4 separate regions of the Homo sapiens genome follow, and all the other regions are linked to region 1. A link is a contact called in ENCODE Hi-C or POLR2A ChIA-PET data. All regions are on one chromosome and are shown on one strand. The core of a region is the stretch at or near the end of the contact, and the rest is flanking DNA. Distances in the headings are between cores, read along the strand shown.

Evidence for each region. A loop is a pair of places that touch in the nucleus more often than their neighbours do. ChIA-PET counts read pairs that join two places held with the same protein, here RNA polymerase II (POLR2A). Pooled maps may share reads with other maps.
Region 2: a map of naive thymus-derived CD4-positive, alpha-beta T cell shows a loop between it and region 1 (9-fold over the local background). The contact joins the promoter of KLF2-DT here to the promoter of DNAJB1 in region 1. A Hi-C loop is called at or near these places in 1 of 168 maps with a recorded cell type or tissue (naive thymus-derived CD4-positive, alpha-beta T cell) and 5 of 50 pooled maps. POLR2A ChIA-PET finds 5 or more read pairs at or near these places in 1 of 52 experiments (H1).
Region 3: a loop to region 1 is called in a map of naive thymus-derived CD4-positive, alpha-beta T cell, with 4 times the contacts of the local background. The contact joins the promoter of TPM4 here to the promoter of DNAJB1 in region 1. A Hi-C loop is called at or near these places in 1 of 168 maps with a recorded cell type or tissue (naive thymus-derived CD4-positive, alpha-beta T cell), 1 of 37 single-sample maps with no recorded cell type and 11 of 50 pooled maps. POLR2A ChIA-PET finds 5 or more read pairs at or near these places in 1 of 52 experiments (IMR-90).
Region 4: a loop to region 1 is called in a map of transverse colon, with 6 times the contacts of the local background. The contact joins the promoter of IER2 here to the promoter of DNAJB1 in region 1. A Hi-C loop is called at or near these places in 5 of 168 maps with a recorded cell type or tissue (CD8-positive, alpha-beta T cell, MCF 10A, naive thymus-derived CD4-positive, alpha-beta T cell and 1 more), 3 of 37 single-sample maps with no recorded cell type and 21 of 50 pooled maps. POLR2A ChIA-PET finds 5 or more read pairs at or near these places in 4 of 52 experiments (H1, MCF 10A, WTC11 and 1 more).

What each region holds. Positions count from the first base shown.
Region 1 is chr19:14,516,861-14,520,293 of GRCh38, reverse strand. DNAJB1 (DnaJ heat shock protein family (Hsp40) member B1) reads left to right here and starts at 1,897. Exons shown (of 3, transcript NM_006145.3): 1 at 1,897-2,155; 2 at 3,248-3,433. The coding sequence starts at 1,945. RefSeq lists an enhancer at 1-603 and silencers at 1,516-1,835, 2,046-2,615.
Region 2 is chr19:16,323,021-16,326,453 of GRCh38, reverse strand. KLF2-DT (KLF2 divergent transcript) reads left to right here and starts at 1,784. Exons shown (of 2, transcript NR_186323.1): 1 at 1,784-2,147. KLF2 (KLF transcription factor 2) reads right to left here and starts at 1,628. Exons shown (of 3, transcript NM_016270.4): 1 at 1,456-1,628; 2 at 422-1,238. The coding sequence starts at 1,530. RefSeq lists silencers at 401-490, 961-1,010, 1,041-1,290, 1,381-2,110, enhancers at 290-1,060, 1,061-1,833 and a promoter at 1,483-2,318.
Region 3 is chr19:16,074,706-16,078,138 of GRCh38, reverse strand. It overlaps TPM4 (tropomyosin 4), which reads right to left and starts at 1,644. Exons shown (of 8, transcript NM_003290.3): 1 at 1,442-1,644. The coding sequence starts at 1,573. RefSeq lists enhancers at 573-1,302, 1,303-2,030, 2,031-2,760 and a silencer at 1,085-1,994.
Region 4 is chr19:13,148,425-13,151,857 of GRCh38, reverse strand. It overlaps IER2 (immediate early response 2), which reads right to left and starts at 1,447. Exons shown (of 2, transcript NM_004907.3): 1 at 1,306-1,447. STX10 (syntaxin 10) reads left to right here and starts at 1,483. Exons shown (of 8, transcript NM_003765.3): 1 at 1,483-1,719; 2 at 1,961-2,130; 3 at 2,265-2,359; 4 at 2,767-2,829. The coding sequence starts at 1,685. RefSeq lists silencers at 1-172, 1,723-1,882, 1,923-1,972 and enhancers at 1,313-1,382, 1,403-1,602.

The sequences.
Region 1 (3,433 bases), core at 648-3,147:
GGGGCAGCTGTCACTGGAATCTTTTAGCTGCCAGGAATGAGGTGATGGCTGAAGAGCCCACCACTAAGAAAATGGTTAGTCACCCCTTTGACAATGCTTCCTTTGTGCCATGCCTGCTCTGAGCACTTTGCAAATGTTGACTCATATAAACTTCAAAGCCCTCATGATGTGGGCACAACTGCTATCCTCATTCCTCATTGTGCAGATGAGGAAGCTAAGGCCAGCAAAGGCCTAGTAACTAACCCAAGGTTACCCAGCCGGGAAATGCTGGAGCTGGGAATGAAGCCCAGCTGTCTGGTTCCAGAGCCAGTGTTACATGGCTCTGACCTCCCAGGCAGTTCTTCCAGGAACCTCCCCCACTTCCCTGGGCCCTTCCCAGGTGGAACCCCTTTCTGAGCCTCCTTTTCCCATCAGCTCTGTCCTTGACAGAGGCACCCCAGACTTTCAGAGCCAAACGCGATCGTGTTGCCTACAATTGAGGAAACAGAGGCCTTGAAAGGTGTGTGACACACCTATGTCCCCCCAAATTATAAAGGTAGTTGGGGAAGAAAAAGAAGCACGTGTGTAAGAACGGGGAATATTTATGAGGTTCTCACTGCGTTCCAGGCACTGGGGACCCAGTGCAGACAGGACCTGGCCCCTGCCCAGGTGGCGATGTCAGACTGGGAGGGAAGACACATTGAAAGCCAAGAGACAAGATAAATTTCAAATTTAGCGGCAAGTGATCTTGAGAGGGCAGTAAAGGGAAGAAGGCGGGACTGGGAGGACCTTGGGAGATGCGCTTCCGTCCAGATCCTCACCTTGCTTTAGGAGGTGAGAACAGAGGCAGTCTTCCGTCCCAAAATCCTTCTCCCCACGGTTGGGAGAATAGCGCTGGTGGGTTTTTTGTTCATTTTACTTTATTTTACTTATTTTATTTATTTATGAGACGGAGTCTCGCTCTGTTGCCGAGGCTGGAGTGCAACGGCCGGATCTCGGCTCACTGCAACCTCCGCCTCCCCGATTCAAGCTATTCTCAGGCCTCAATCTCCTGAGTAGCTGGGATTACAGGTTCGTGCCACCAACGCCCGGGTAATTTTTATATTTTTAGCAGAGATGGGGTTTCACCATGTTGGCCAGGCTGGTCTCGAACTCCTGACCTCAAGTGATCCGCCCGCCTCGGCCTCCCAAAATGCTGGGATTACAGGCGTGAGCCACCGCGCCCGGCCTGTTTGTTAATCTTAAATAGAAACGGAGTCTCCTTATGTTGCCTAGGCTGGTCTCCAACTCCTAGGCTCAAGAGATCCTCCTGTCTTGGCCTCAGGAAGTGATGGGATTACAGGCATGAGGCTCCGCGCCCGGCCTGATAGGTTCTCTTATTGCCATGTTGTAGATAGAAGGGGGCCCCTGGGTTAGGCAGACACAGGTTAGGTAGTTCGTCCGGCGTCACCGGGCGGGAGCCCACCGCAGGCCCCACGAGACAAGGGCGAGCAGGTTCATCGCCTCCCGGGGAAAGGACTGGGTAGTCCCAGGCCCCACCCCTTCCTGGAACAGCAAGTTCGCTGTGGGTCCCGACCTACTGACCCAGGCGGAGGGCGGGACGCAGGGTAGCTGGGGCCGCGTAGAGAGGGAAAGAAGGTCGCGATTGGCTCGTCCCGAAAGGTGGGCGGGGCCTCCTCCGACCTGTGCGCGCGCGCCGCGGGGAGGTGTTGCCGAGGGCGGAGCGGGAGGGGGCGTGGCCCCGCGCGGGCGGCCGTTGACGGCGAGGCCCCGCCCCGGATGTCGCGTGTCGCTGAAAGGGCGGCGGCGATTGGCCGGCGCCGCGGGGGCGGGCGGGGCGGAAGGTTCTGGAGGGGGCTGGCGGGCTCTGGAAGCTTCCGCCGGACGGGTATATAGAGTCCGGGACTGGTCGGCGGCGGAGCCGGGGGACGGCGACAGCGGGTCGGCGGGCCGCAGGAGGGGGTCATGGGTAAAGACTACTACCAGACGTTGGGCCTGGCCCGCGGCGCGTCGGACGAGGAGATCAAGCGGGCCTACCGCCGCCAGGCGCTGCGCTACCACCCGGACAAGAACAAGGAGCCCGGCGCCGAGGAGAAGTTCAAGGAGATCGCTGAGGCCTACGACGTGCTCAGCGACCCGCGCAAGCGCGAGATCTTCGACCGCTACGGGGAGGAAGGTGTGTGCTCGCGGCCAGGGGCGCGGCCCCGCCTTTTGACAGACAGGGAAACTGAGGCACGCTGGCCCCTCTCGGCGGCCCCCCGGGAAGGACGCCCCGGGCCGTGGGGCCGAGCTGCCCCGCCCTCCGGCCTCGCGGGCCTCCGCCCTCGGATTGGCGGCCGCGCGGTGGGAGGAGGAGCCTTGGCCCAGCCGCTCGGCCAGAAGCTTCTAGCATGTCTGGGGCTGCCCCTCCCCGGGCGCCTCCTCCCGCGGCCCCGAGCAGCCCCGGGGTGCGGTGCATGGGGGTGGGGGAGCCGGGGGTGACGACGGGGACGGCGCGGCGGAGCCCGCTGCGGACCCGGGCTCACCTGGGCTCGGCCGCCGGGGTCCGCGGGGCGGCGCCTCCGGCTCAGCTGCGGGGCGAGGGGTTGTGAATGCAGGAGCCGACCCCGTTCGTGGGCTTGGGGGCTGGGTTGGGATAATTCCCGGGAAGTGATGACCTGGCCCCGGCAGGGCACGCAGGAGGCAGCGGCCGCCCAGGTCCGGAGAGCGGGGCCGCCTCGGAGGGTAAGGAGAGCAGGGCTTTTTGTTCCTGTGCCCGTTGATGATTCAGGCTGGCTTCTGGGCTTGATCTGGAGCTGACTTTTTGTGCAAGGATGGTGGCAGTGAATGCTAATGTGTGAGGATTTAAAAACTCCCTATTTATTTTTGTTTTTTTTTTTCTTCTCTTCCTACGCACCATTAGCCCTAAAACGTTGAGAGTAAACACTTACCGAAAGCCGACCCTGGACCATGTGTCTTTAGCCATCTCTTGGTGATGTTGCCAGGAGGATGGGTCAGTCCAGGAGTGGCAGGGCCTAGGTGGCACCTGGAGGTGAACACCTAACCGCATGAGTCCTTTTCCACTGTCAGGCTACGCGGAAATACTGTTGGTAGGGGGGCGTCTCTGCTGTTGGCAGTGAGAGGTAGAAACTTGGGGTTCTTCCTTGCTCTCCCCTGACAGACAAAAAAGTTCCTCCCCCATGGCTTCCAAGCTGTTTCCCCCTGTAAGGGAAGCTCGAGAGAGAGTCTGCTGTTCAGCCATCTGACTGCTTCTAAATCTGCTTTTCAGGCCTAAAGGGGAGTGGCCCCAGTGGCGGTAGCGGCGGTGGTGCCAATGGTACCTCTTTCAGCTACACATTCCATGGAGACCCTCATGCCATGTTTGCTGAGTTCTTCGGTGGCAGAAATCCCTTTGACACCTTTTTTGGGCAGCGGAACGGGGAGGAAGGCATGGACATTGATGACCCATTCTCTG
Region 2 (3,433 bases), core at 535-3,034, 1.8 Mb before region 1:
CCTAAACGCGCACCTACTCCCCAACTACCTGAGCCTCAGCCCCGGGGATTCTGAGCCAAGTGCCCAGCGGCTCCTAAACCTGCTCCCCCTCCCCAACTTTCTGAGACTGTCTCCCTAGCCACGCCTCCAGGAGGTTTTCTAAGTGCTCTTCCCAACCTCCGGAGGCCCCCCTCGTCCTAAGCGTGCAAGCCCCCACCCCAACCTCTCGGATCACACTTCCTTAGGGAGTGTTCCTGTGTGCCCCCCCAACCAACCTCCCGAGCCACGCCTCCTGGGGAGTCCTAAGCGTGCACCACCTGCCAGATCCCCCTGAGCCACGCCCCAAGGGAGGTCCTAAATTCATTTTCTGGCGCGCGCTGGGAATCCGACCTCTCCTCCCGCGTCCCCCCGCCTGCGCTCCTGGCTCGTGCGTGCCGCCCACCTGTGTGCGTGCGCAGATGCGCCTTCAGATGCGAACTCTTGGTGTAGGTCTTGCCGCAGCCCGCGTAGCTGCAGGTGTGAGTGGCGGTGCGTTTGCGGGGCCAAGAGCGGCGGCCGCGCTTTGGCTTGGCCTCCAGCAGCTCCAGCGGGGACGCAGGCGGCGTGAGGAGACCGCGGGCGGCGGGGGGCGCCAGGCCCAGGGCTGCCGCGGCGGCGGCCGCGTCGTCGAAGAGACCGAAGGCTGGGGGCGCAGGCGGCGCGTAATGCAGGCCGGGCCCGGGCGCGCCGAAACCAGGGCCACCGAAAGGCGGCGGGAAGGAGGCGCGCGGACCGGGCGCGGGCAGGCGCGCGGGGCCGTCGGGGCTGAGCGGCGGTGTGTCGGGCGGCGGCGGGGGGCGGCCCCCGGGACCTCGCATGCACGAAGCCGCCGGGCCCGGGGCGCCCTCGCGCTTGAGGCCGCGCGGTCCACGGGTCAGCCCGGGGGCGCAGCCGTAGCCGCCGCCGCCGTCCGCTTCAGGGGGCTCGGCCTTGACCAGGCGGCCGGGCGGCGCCAGCAGAAAGCGGCCGTGCAGTGCGGGCCCCAGCGGCGCATCCAGCTCGGGTCGCAGCAGCTCAGACACCAGGCCACCCGCGGGGGCGCTGTAGGGCGGGGGCGCGCCGGGTTCGGGGTAATAGAACGCAGGCGGCGGGGGCGGCGGCGGCGGCTCCGGGGCGGCCTCGGCGCCCAGGCCATCCAGCCCCATGGACAGGATGAAGTCCAGCACGCTGTTGAGGTCGTCGTCGGTGCCGCCGGACTCGGGTTCGGCGCGCGGCCAGCGCTGCGGGCGACAGGGCAATGGGCGTGAGCGGGCGGCGGGGCTCGGGGGGCGCTGCTTGCCTTTTACCACCCTAAGTCCGCGATCCCCGTGGCCCGCATCCTCCTCTCCTGAGTCTGCAGTCCCCGCCTTCGCGTCCTGTCACCCCGCAGCCCACGTTCTACTACCCCGAGCCCGCCGCCCACGGTCCCGGCCGCCCCGCCGTCCCCGCCGCCCTCACCTCCTGCAGGCCGCGCTCGCGGCACGGGCTGGCGAAAGTGGAGAAGGACGGCAGGATGGGTTCACTCAGCGCCATGGCCGGGACCCGGGGAGAAAGGACGCGGACGGGGACACCGGTGAGTGGCTGCCCGAGGCCGGGCTGGTCGGGGCGCGGGCGGGCGGGGACGGCTCTGTGGGCCGCGGCCGGGCCCGCCCAAGCCTTATAGGCGCGGCGCGCGCGGGGGCCGGGCCAAAGCGGCGGCGGCGGAAACGCGTCCCGGATGGGGACGAGCTCCGGGCGCAGCCTAAATTTAGCCGCGGTATATAAGCCGGCGGGCGGCAGCGGCCGTGGCCACTGCGGCGGCCTGGGCCTTGCGCTGACAGCCCGGCCCCTCGCGCGCCGCCAGGGCCGCGCCTCCCCCTCTCCCGGGCCCCGCCCCCGCCCGTCTCCCCGGCGACGTTGTCAACACGCGCTCCACAACAGCGGCGTGACGCTCAGGGATCCCCCGGGCGCCCCGGGCTCCCGCCTGCGCGAGCATCCCGGGGACCTGGAGCGGGGGCGGTGTCGGGGCCTCTCAGAGACTCTCAGGGGAGCACCGGGCTTGGCGGTCTCCCCGGATCCCTTGACGGAAGGGGAGATTGGCTCCAGCCTCAGAGAGGGCTGCAGAACCCTGGATGGATGGGAAGTCTGGAGTCTCCAGGATTCATGGATGGGTGAGGCTGGGCCCCTCATCTGTTGTGGGACCACCCAGAGGGACCCACCGTGTGCACATCACCCTGTAAAAAAAAACACCTTGTGTAGACCTGGTGCAGTGGGTCACATCTGTAATCCCACCGCTTTGGGAGGCTGAGACAGGAGGATCACTCGAGGCCAGGAGTTCAAGACCAGCCTGGGCAACACAGTGGCCCCCATCTCTTAAAAAATAAAAAAAATTAGCTGGGTGTAGTGGGAGGCTGAGGTGGGAGGATCGCTTGAGCCCAGGAGGTCGAGGCTGCAGTGAGATACAATCACACCACTACACTCCAGCCTGGGTGACAGAGGAGACTGTCTCAAAAAAACAAACAAAACAAAACTTTTGTGTGGTAACATCAAGACACATTAAATCTTTGACATTTGAGACACCCACCCCCTCCTCCCCAACCTCAATAAGCCCGTCAAGTGCAGGGAAACTGAGGCAGAGGTGGCTGGGAGAAGTTGGAGTTGCGGCAGGCACAGGCAGGCTGGGTTCCTTTACTGACTTCCATAAATGAATTAAGTAACTCAGAGGACGGTGATGACAGTCATTCCCCCAATACAGCTCCAGCATCGGGGGCATCAGAGGACAATGCTGCCCAATGGGTCCCTTCAATGCTCCACCTCTGTCCCCCACACCATATCCCTGCTGGCCAGGGACTGTCACTCCTGTTACAACTGTCTGCCAGCCCTGGGTAGGCACTGGGGACACAGTAACCAAGAGATAGACAAGATCCCTGCCCTAGGGGACCTCCACTTTAGTGAAGGAGGGAAGGATAGAGGTTTATTCATTTGAGTTTTTTTGAGACAGGGTCTCCCTCTGTTGCCCAGTCTGGAGTGTAGTAGTGCAATCACAGCTCACTGCAGCCTCGAACTCCTGCGCTCAAGAGATCCTCCTGCCTTAGCCTCCCAAGTAGCTGGGATTACAAGGTGCACACCACCATGCCTGGCTAAATTTTTTTTTTTGTATTTTTTTGTAGAGACGGGGTCTCACTATGTTGCCCAGGCTGGTCTTGAAGTCCTGGGCTCAGGCGATCCACCCGCCTCGGCCTCCCAAAGTGCTGGGATTACAGGTGTGAGCCATTGCGCCTGGCCTTACTGATAGGGGTTTAAAAAGAAAAATGGAGCAGTAGAAGGGACTAGAAAGTGAGTGTGAGATGAGGGAGTGGGAAGGAGAAAATGGGGAAATTCTGAATCTCACCCAGGGGGTGAAATGTGAGCTAATGTGAAAAAGTCATTGGGGACCATGTGGGTATGGGAGGAAGAG
Region 3 (3,433 bases), core at 395-2,894, 1.6 Mb before region 1:
AGTGAGTCAGCTCCCCTGCCTCCATTTGTCTATGAGCTCTTCCCAGGGCAGAGAAAACACAATTGAGGCTGGGCGCCGTGGCTCACGCTTGTAATCCCAGAACTTTGGGAGGCCAAGGTGGGCAGATCACGAGGTCAGGAGTTCGAGACCAGCCTGGCCAGCATGGTGAGACACTGTCTCTACTAAAAATCCAAAATAAAAAAAAAAAAATTAGCTGGGCGTGGTGGCGGGCACCTGTAATCCCAGCTACTCGGGAGGCTGAAGCAGGAGAATCTCTTGAACTCGGGGGGTGGAGGTTGCAGCGAGCCGAGATCGCACCACTGCACTCCAGCCTGGGCGACAGAGTGAGACTGCCTCAAAAACAAAACAACAAAAAACAACAACACAATTGATTATTTACAAAGCGCCAGGCTCCACGCCTGAGATTTACTCCTGGGACCCTCCCTGCTACTCTGGGGGGTCGGGATTCTTATCAGTCCTACTCGCAGATGGGAAAAAAGCTCCTAGAGAGCAAATACCAAGTCATGAAGCCTGTGGGTGGCATGATATGGGACCAGAATCCAAATCTGTCCCCAGACCCTGGCGGTGCCACCATCTGTCCCGAGGGACAGCCAGGAGGATGATGCAGAGAGGATGGTGAAACTCCCTCCTTTTTCAGACCCATTGTTTATCTCGGGCCCTGCGACTCGCGGCGGAGGCGCACAGCAGGCGCTCAAACGATCGTGGGTTCAGGGCCCCGCGCCAGCGTTCCCGGGGCCTTCTGGAGAGAGGCAGGGTCCCGCCGCCCCGGTTCCCGCAGGAATCAGCTGGAGAAAGGCGGGCGGCTTGGGGCTGAACTTCCTCCACCCCCCATCCCCCCCGCCGCCTGGAGCAGACACGTCGCCGCCGCGCCCCTGGGAACGGTCAGGGAAGCAAGCAGAAGCCGGGAAGCCGCGAAAGAGGCGAGAAAGTGCGACCCCCTCCCCAGATCCCCGGTCCCCCGTCGAAATCCCTGTCGGCCGGTCAAACCCTAGACAATGGAAGCTCCACGTTTTCATCCTCATTCTCCCCCACAAGTCCGGTCGCGGGTTCCCCTCGGCCCGGGACCCCGGCGCCAGCCCCGGAGTCGGAGCCTGCACGATACGCCCCCTCCCGCCGCTCCACTTCTCCACCCGGAGATCGCTCACCCCCTCCGCCCCATCCCCCCATTTCCCGCTTGGCCGGCCCCGCCCGACCCGGAGGCGGCGCCCCCTCCCCTGTCCCAGGCCCAGGAAGGAGGACGGCGGAGGAAGTAGGGGGTCCTGGCTGCGGGCGCAGGGATGTGGGTCGGCGATCGGCGTCCGAGGGCGTAAAAAGGCGGCCCGAGGACTGCGCGCGGGCGGGCAGCGCGGGAAGCCGGGAAGAAAGGAGGGCGCGCGGGGGAGGAGGCTGCGGGTGCGGGGCCCGAGGCCGGGGCGCTCACTTTCTCGCGCCGCTCGCGCTCGCCGTCCAGCTCCCGCTGCAGGCCCTGCGCGCGGTCTTCCGCCTCGTCCGCCTGCTGCTGCAGGGCCTGGATCTTGCGTTTCACCGCCTCCAGGGAGTTGAGGCCGGCCATGGCGCGGAGGCGCAGAGGCGCACGGGCAGCGGCGGACGCTCGGCTGGGCTCGGCTCCGGCGAGAGCTGCACAGCCGCGCCCCGGCCCCCCAAGCCTTTGCCTGCGCGGGGGCCGCCCCCGCCTCTCCCCGCCCCCCGGGCCGGCTGCCGTCGGGGCGATGAGGTCACCCGGCCGGACCGCCGACGTCAGCACCGCTGGGGGAGGGCCTGACGTCGGCACCGCTGGCCACAGCTGCTGGAAAGTGCCCCTTTTCGGGACTTATTTGGAGAAAGCGCTGGGAGGCGCCGCCTTCTCCTCCTCCTCTTCCTCCTCCCCCTGCGGCTCTCCCCGCCTTCCCGGCCCCGGGGCTCCGGCCTGGCCCCGCCGCGGGCTCCCGCATCCCTGCACACGTACGTCGGAGGCCTTCTTCTCCGTGAGCTCCAGCTTCTCCTGCGCGTCCTTCAGGTCCTCGGAATATTTATCCAGCTCGTCCTCTGTCCCTTTTAGTTTCTTCTGGAGGTGCGTCAGCTCCTCCTCCACCTGGGGACGACAGAGCGAGGAACGGGTCAGCCTGGGGGGGGGGTCACGTCCCCGAGGTGCAGGGGCGGTCCCCCCCAATATTCACAAGAGTCCTCCGTCTCTCTCTGGGCATCAGTTTCCTTATCTGTAGAACAGGGGTTGCGATAGCATGCACCACGCCATCCATGCTACCTGATAGTGGGATTTTCACATCTTTCCCTCGTCCTGAGGACCAGCTGTTTTGGGCTTATTGGGGTCCCCAGTACTCTAGGGAGATCAATGGCAGCTTTTGGGAAACTGAAGACTCCAAATGTTTTCCAGAAATACACACATTCCAGTTTCAGAGGTGCAGCCTCACCATGATCTGGAGTTAAGCAATCTCATTCTCTGCGCGTGGATCCCTCCGCCCATCCCTGTCCCCAGCCTTTCTCCCTCTGGTTCTGACCCCAACACGGGGTCAGAGAAACTTTCTAACAAATACGCCTGCCCTCTTTCTGCCTAGAACCTGCTATGGCTCCCTATGGCCCAAGGCAGTGGTTCTTAGACTGTCTTACCAAAATACTCTGAAGGGCTGAAGGGCTCAGACCTAGTCCCTCATTTCTGGGCTTTGGGGAGCTTGGCTAGAAGAGACTCGCCCCTACAGGATCACTTTCTTTGAAGGCTCGGGTTAAATCTTTAAAATTTTTGCATATAGGCCATGTTCATTTTAATAAAAATGTCCCCTACTTTCCCTAAATTTTCAGTCCTCTGTTTATCCCAAGAGTCCTATCCTCCCATCACTCCTAGTTTGAGAAGCTCAGGCCTATGGATTACAAACCACAGACCCCATCACCTCTCTTTGTCACCCCCCACCACACCGGTCTAGAGTTGGCTCAAGAAGACTTTTCTGTCACCTCCAGGCTGAAACTCCCTCCCTGGGCCCCCAACTCTGGATTAGGGTGATCATATCCAGCTCATGCCTGGATCTGACTTTTTTTTTTGAGAGTCTCGCTCTGTCACCAAGGCTGGAGTGCAGTGGCACGATCTCAGCTCACTGCAACCTCCGCCTCCTGGGTTCAAGTGATTCTCCTGCCTCAACCTCCCCGGTAGCTGGTACTACAGGTGCACACCACCACGACTGACTAATTTTTGTATTTTCAGTAGAGACAGGGTTTTGCAATATTGGCCAGGCAGGTCTCAAACTCCTGACCTCAAGTGATCTGCCCGCCTCGGCCTCCCAAATTGCTGGGATTGCAGGCGTGAGTCGCCACACCTGGCTTGGATCTGACTTTTGCCTTAGATGGTTTGACACTGATCTTGTTCCTGCTCCCAGGGTGGGCAGACAGCCCCCACTGAGCCCAGCTTCATTCTCCTGCTTCCTCC
Region 4 (3,433 bases), core at 198-2,697, 1.4 Mb after region 1:
TAGGACAGGGCCCGTGATCGCCTTAGCGGCCGGCGGCGGGGCTTCCGGGGGGGGGGCGCGGAGGGGCGGGGCTTTGCGCTCCGGCCACGCCCCTCCCCATCCCCGACCCGGGCAGCCGGAGCAGGCTGGAGCCCCAGGCTTCCTGACTCGCATTCCAGCCGGGTGGGGGAAGAGGAGAGTTTCACTTCCTTCCCTCCAGGGGCCAGGAAGGCGTGACGCCAGGAAAGCACCCCGCAGCGGGTAGGGGCGACCTGAGGGCTCCCAGGGACGCCATCTCCCAGAGACGCTGCAGAACGACCCTGCATACACAGGAGACGACCCGCTGAGGCCCCCTTCATCCCATCTCTCCTCTTCCCAATTATTTCCCCCATACAAGGCCCCCTCCCAGGTTATTCCTGACCCCTGCCCCACACTGATCTTCTCAGGCCTTGGGACACCCTCCCGTCCCGCCCTTCCCCCGCACGCTGGGAACTCAAAAGTTATTCCCCCCTAAAATACCCTTCCCAAACTCGTCCCCATTCAACGATGGTGCCAGACTGCGACGACCTGCCGAAGACGCAGGCCGTCCCCACCCCGCTAACCTTACCACGGAGACCCCACAATGATTTCCCCAGCCCAGGCGCTATCTCTGAGACCCCACGCAGCAACTCTGACGCGCAAGGGGGCGACCCTCCGAGGACTCCCTCAGATAACCCGCCCACCCTCCAGGGGAGACCAGGCCCCCTATCACTCAAAAAAAGTGCTTTCCCGAAGCTCCCCAACACACAGCGCCACTGTCACACATAGGGACGACCCTGAGTCCCTCCGCTGATATTCCTGGCCCCTACCCAGACGGAGACCCCACACACAGAGGGCCCCCCTGGAGACCATCCTCAAAGCCACCACCCGCTACCCCCAGGCTCGCACCCAGAAAGACTCCGCGCTTCTGAAGAAACCCACCTCCACGCACTTTCTCAAAGGTGACCTCCCCCCGCTGCTGGCATATCTGGGACCCCCTCACGACCACCTCGCCCCAAGGCGACCTCGAAGTGCCCCCAACTCCGCCACTTCTCAGGAAAGAGATTGGGAGAATGCGGCAGAACTCCCCGGAGGAGCAGGCCCGCTCCTCACCGCGCCCCCGCAGGGAGAAGGGAGGACCACCTCTCCCCCAGACCCTAGCCAAACCTGACACTCGGGACCCTGGGATGGGACGATCTCCCAGGTGCCAGCTCAGGGAGTCCATGAAAAGCTTCAACGAATCGAATGAGCCCCTTCCCCAGCCATAATACCCAGCCGCCAGAGATGAGGGAGGCTATCATTATTTACATTGCCCGTGCCTGGAAGGGAAACTGAAGTTGCGCAGGAACAATCCGAGGAACTGGGCCTTGAACCGAAATTCCGAACTCGGACCCGAATAGGCCCAGACAGAACTCCGACACCGCCCCCTACGGTGCGGCACGAGAGGGCTAAGGGGCGGGGGCATGTGCACCGGAAGCTGCCTCTGCCCACAACCAAGATGGCTGAGGAGAGGGCGGAAGTGTCCGCACGTCGGGCCTCCGAGGCTTCTCTTTCTCCCCTGGCGGTCCGGCTCTCGATGGTGGCGTGACGGGGGCGGGGGTGGCGGCGCGTTCTCCTCGGTTGGGAGGGAACCAGCCCGCGAACCCAGGCCGGGAGGGGGGTTCGGCCTGGGGGGGAAGGGACTGACATGTCTCTCGAAGACCCCTTTTTTGTAGTCCGAGGGTGAGTGACAACGACGGGGGAGGGCGGAGGGTGCTCTGTACCCAAGCCAGCCAGTGCCCGGGTGCCGGCCCCAGCGTGCCCGGCGGGCTGGGCAAGGCCGTCGGGGTGCAGAGTGGGAGGCGCACGCAGGGGTATATAGGGGTCTCCGGAGTCCCCCATGCGTTTGGGTTTGCAGTCGGGGGCAGAGGCAGGCGGGAGGACCGCCTGCCCCCAGCCGCGCCCGCCGTGCCCCTGCCCGCAGCGAGGTGCAGAAGGCGGTGAACACGGCCCGCGGGCTGTACCAGCGCTGGTGCGAGCTCCTGCAGGAAAGCGCGGCGGTCGGACGCGAGGAGCTGGACTGGACGACCAATGAGCTGCGGAATGGCCTGCGCAGCATCGAGTGGGACCTCGAGGACCTGGAAGAGACCATCGATATCCTGGGGCTTTGTGGCAGAGGGTGGCATGGGAGAGCCCATTGCGGTGGCAGCCCACCTTCGGGTAGGGCTGGACCCCTAGGGACGGGGATGATATCTGGCTCCGGCCTTGACCCTTGACTCTCAGCCCACGTATAGTGGAAGCCAACCCAGGCAAGTTCAAGCTCCCAGCCGGGGACCTGCAGGAGAGAAAGGTGTTCGTGGAGCGGATGCGAGAGGCAGTCCAGGTCAGGAAAGGTCCTGCAGGCGGGGAGTGGGGGAAGGTTTGAGTGTGTTTTTTTTTCTTTCTTTCTTTCTTTTTTTTTTTTTTTTTTGAGACAGAGCCTCGCTCTGTCGCCCAGGCTGGAGTACAGTGTTGCAATCTCGGCTCACTGCAACCTCCGCCTCCCAGGCTCAAGCGATTCTTGTGTCTCAGTCTCCTGAGTAGCTGGGACTACAGGTGCCTGCCACGATACCCGGCTAAGTTTTGTGTTTTTAGTAGAGACGGGGTTTCACCATGTTGATCAGGCTGGTCTCGAACTCCTGACCTCAGGTGATCCACCCGGCTTGGTCTCTCAAAGTGCTAGGATTACAGGCGTGAGCCACCGCGCCCAGCCTGAGTGTCTTTCCTCCCTAATGCTGTCCTTACCTCCAGGAAATGAAGGACCATATGGTCAGCCCAACAGCCGTAGCATTTTTGGAGAGGAATAACAGAGAGGTAAGCCTTCCTGACCCACCCTGCCCACCTGAGCCCCTGGGGGTAACCAAGCCAGATCCCTCTGTGCGTGTTCACCTGTCCCTTTTGCGACAGTGCCCGTCCTCTCTGTGGGCAGTTATCTTCTTGCTGTCTACCTGCCTGCACTTTCTCGGTGTGTGCACCTGAACCTCTCTATGTGTATATGTCCGTGGGTTCCTCTCTACTGTGTCCTCTGGGTCTATACTGGTTTCCTGTTGCAGGAGAGGGCTGGGGGCCTGTGTACCTATCTCCTTTCTGCTTCCATGCCATTTGTCCTGTGTGCACCTGTTTCCAGGACGCATGCCTGCCTTTTACTCTTTTTTTTTTCTTTGAGACAGAGTCTTGTTCTGTTGCCCAGGCTGGAGTGCAGTGGCTTGATCTCAGCTCACTGCAACCTCTGCCTCCTGGGTTCAAGCGATTCTCCTGCCTCAGCCTCCCAAGTAGCTGGGATTACAGGTGCTCGTCACCATGCCAGGGTAACTTCTGTATTTTTTTTTTTTTTTTTTTGAGATGGAGTTTCACTCTTGTTGCCCAGGCTGGAGTGCAATGGTGCAATCTCGGCTCACCGCAATCTCCGCCTCCTGGG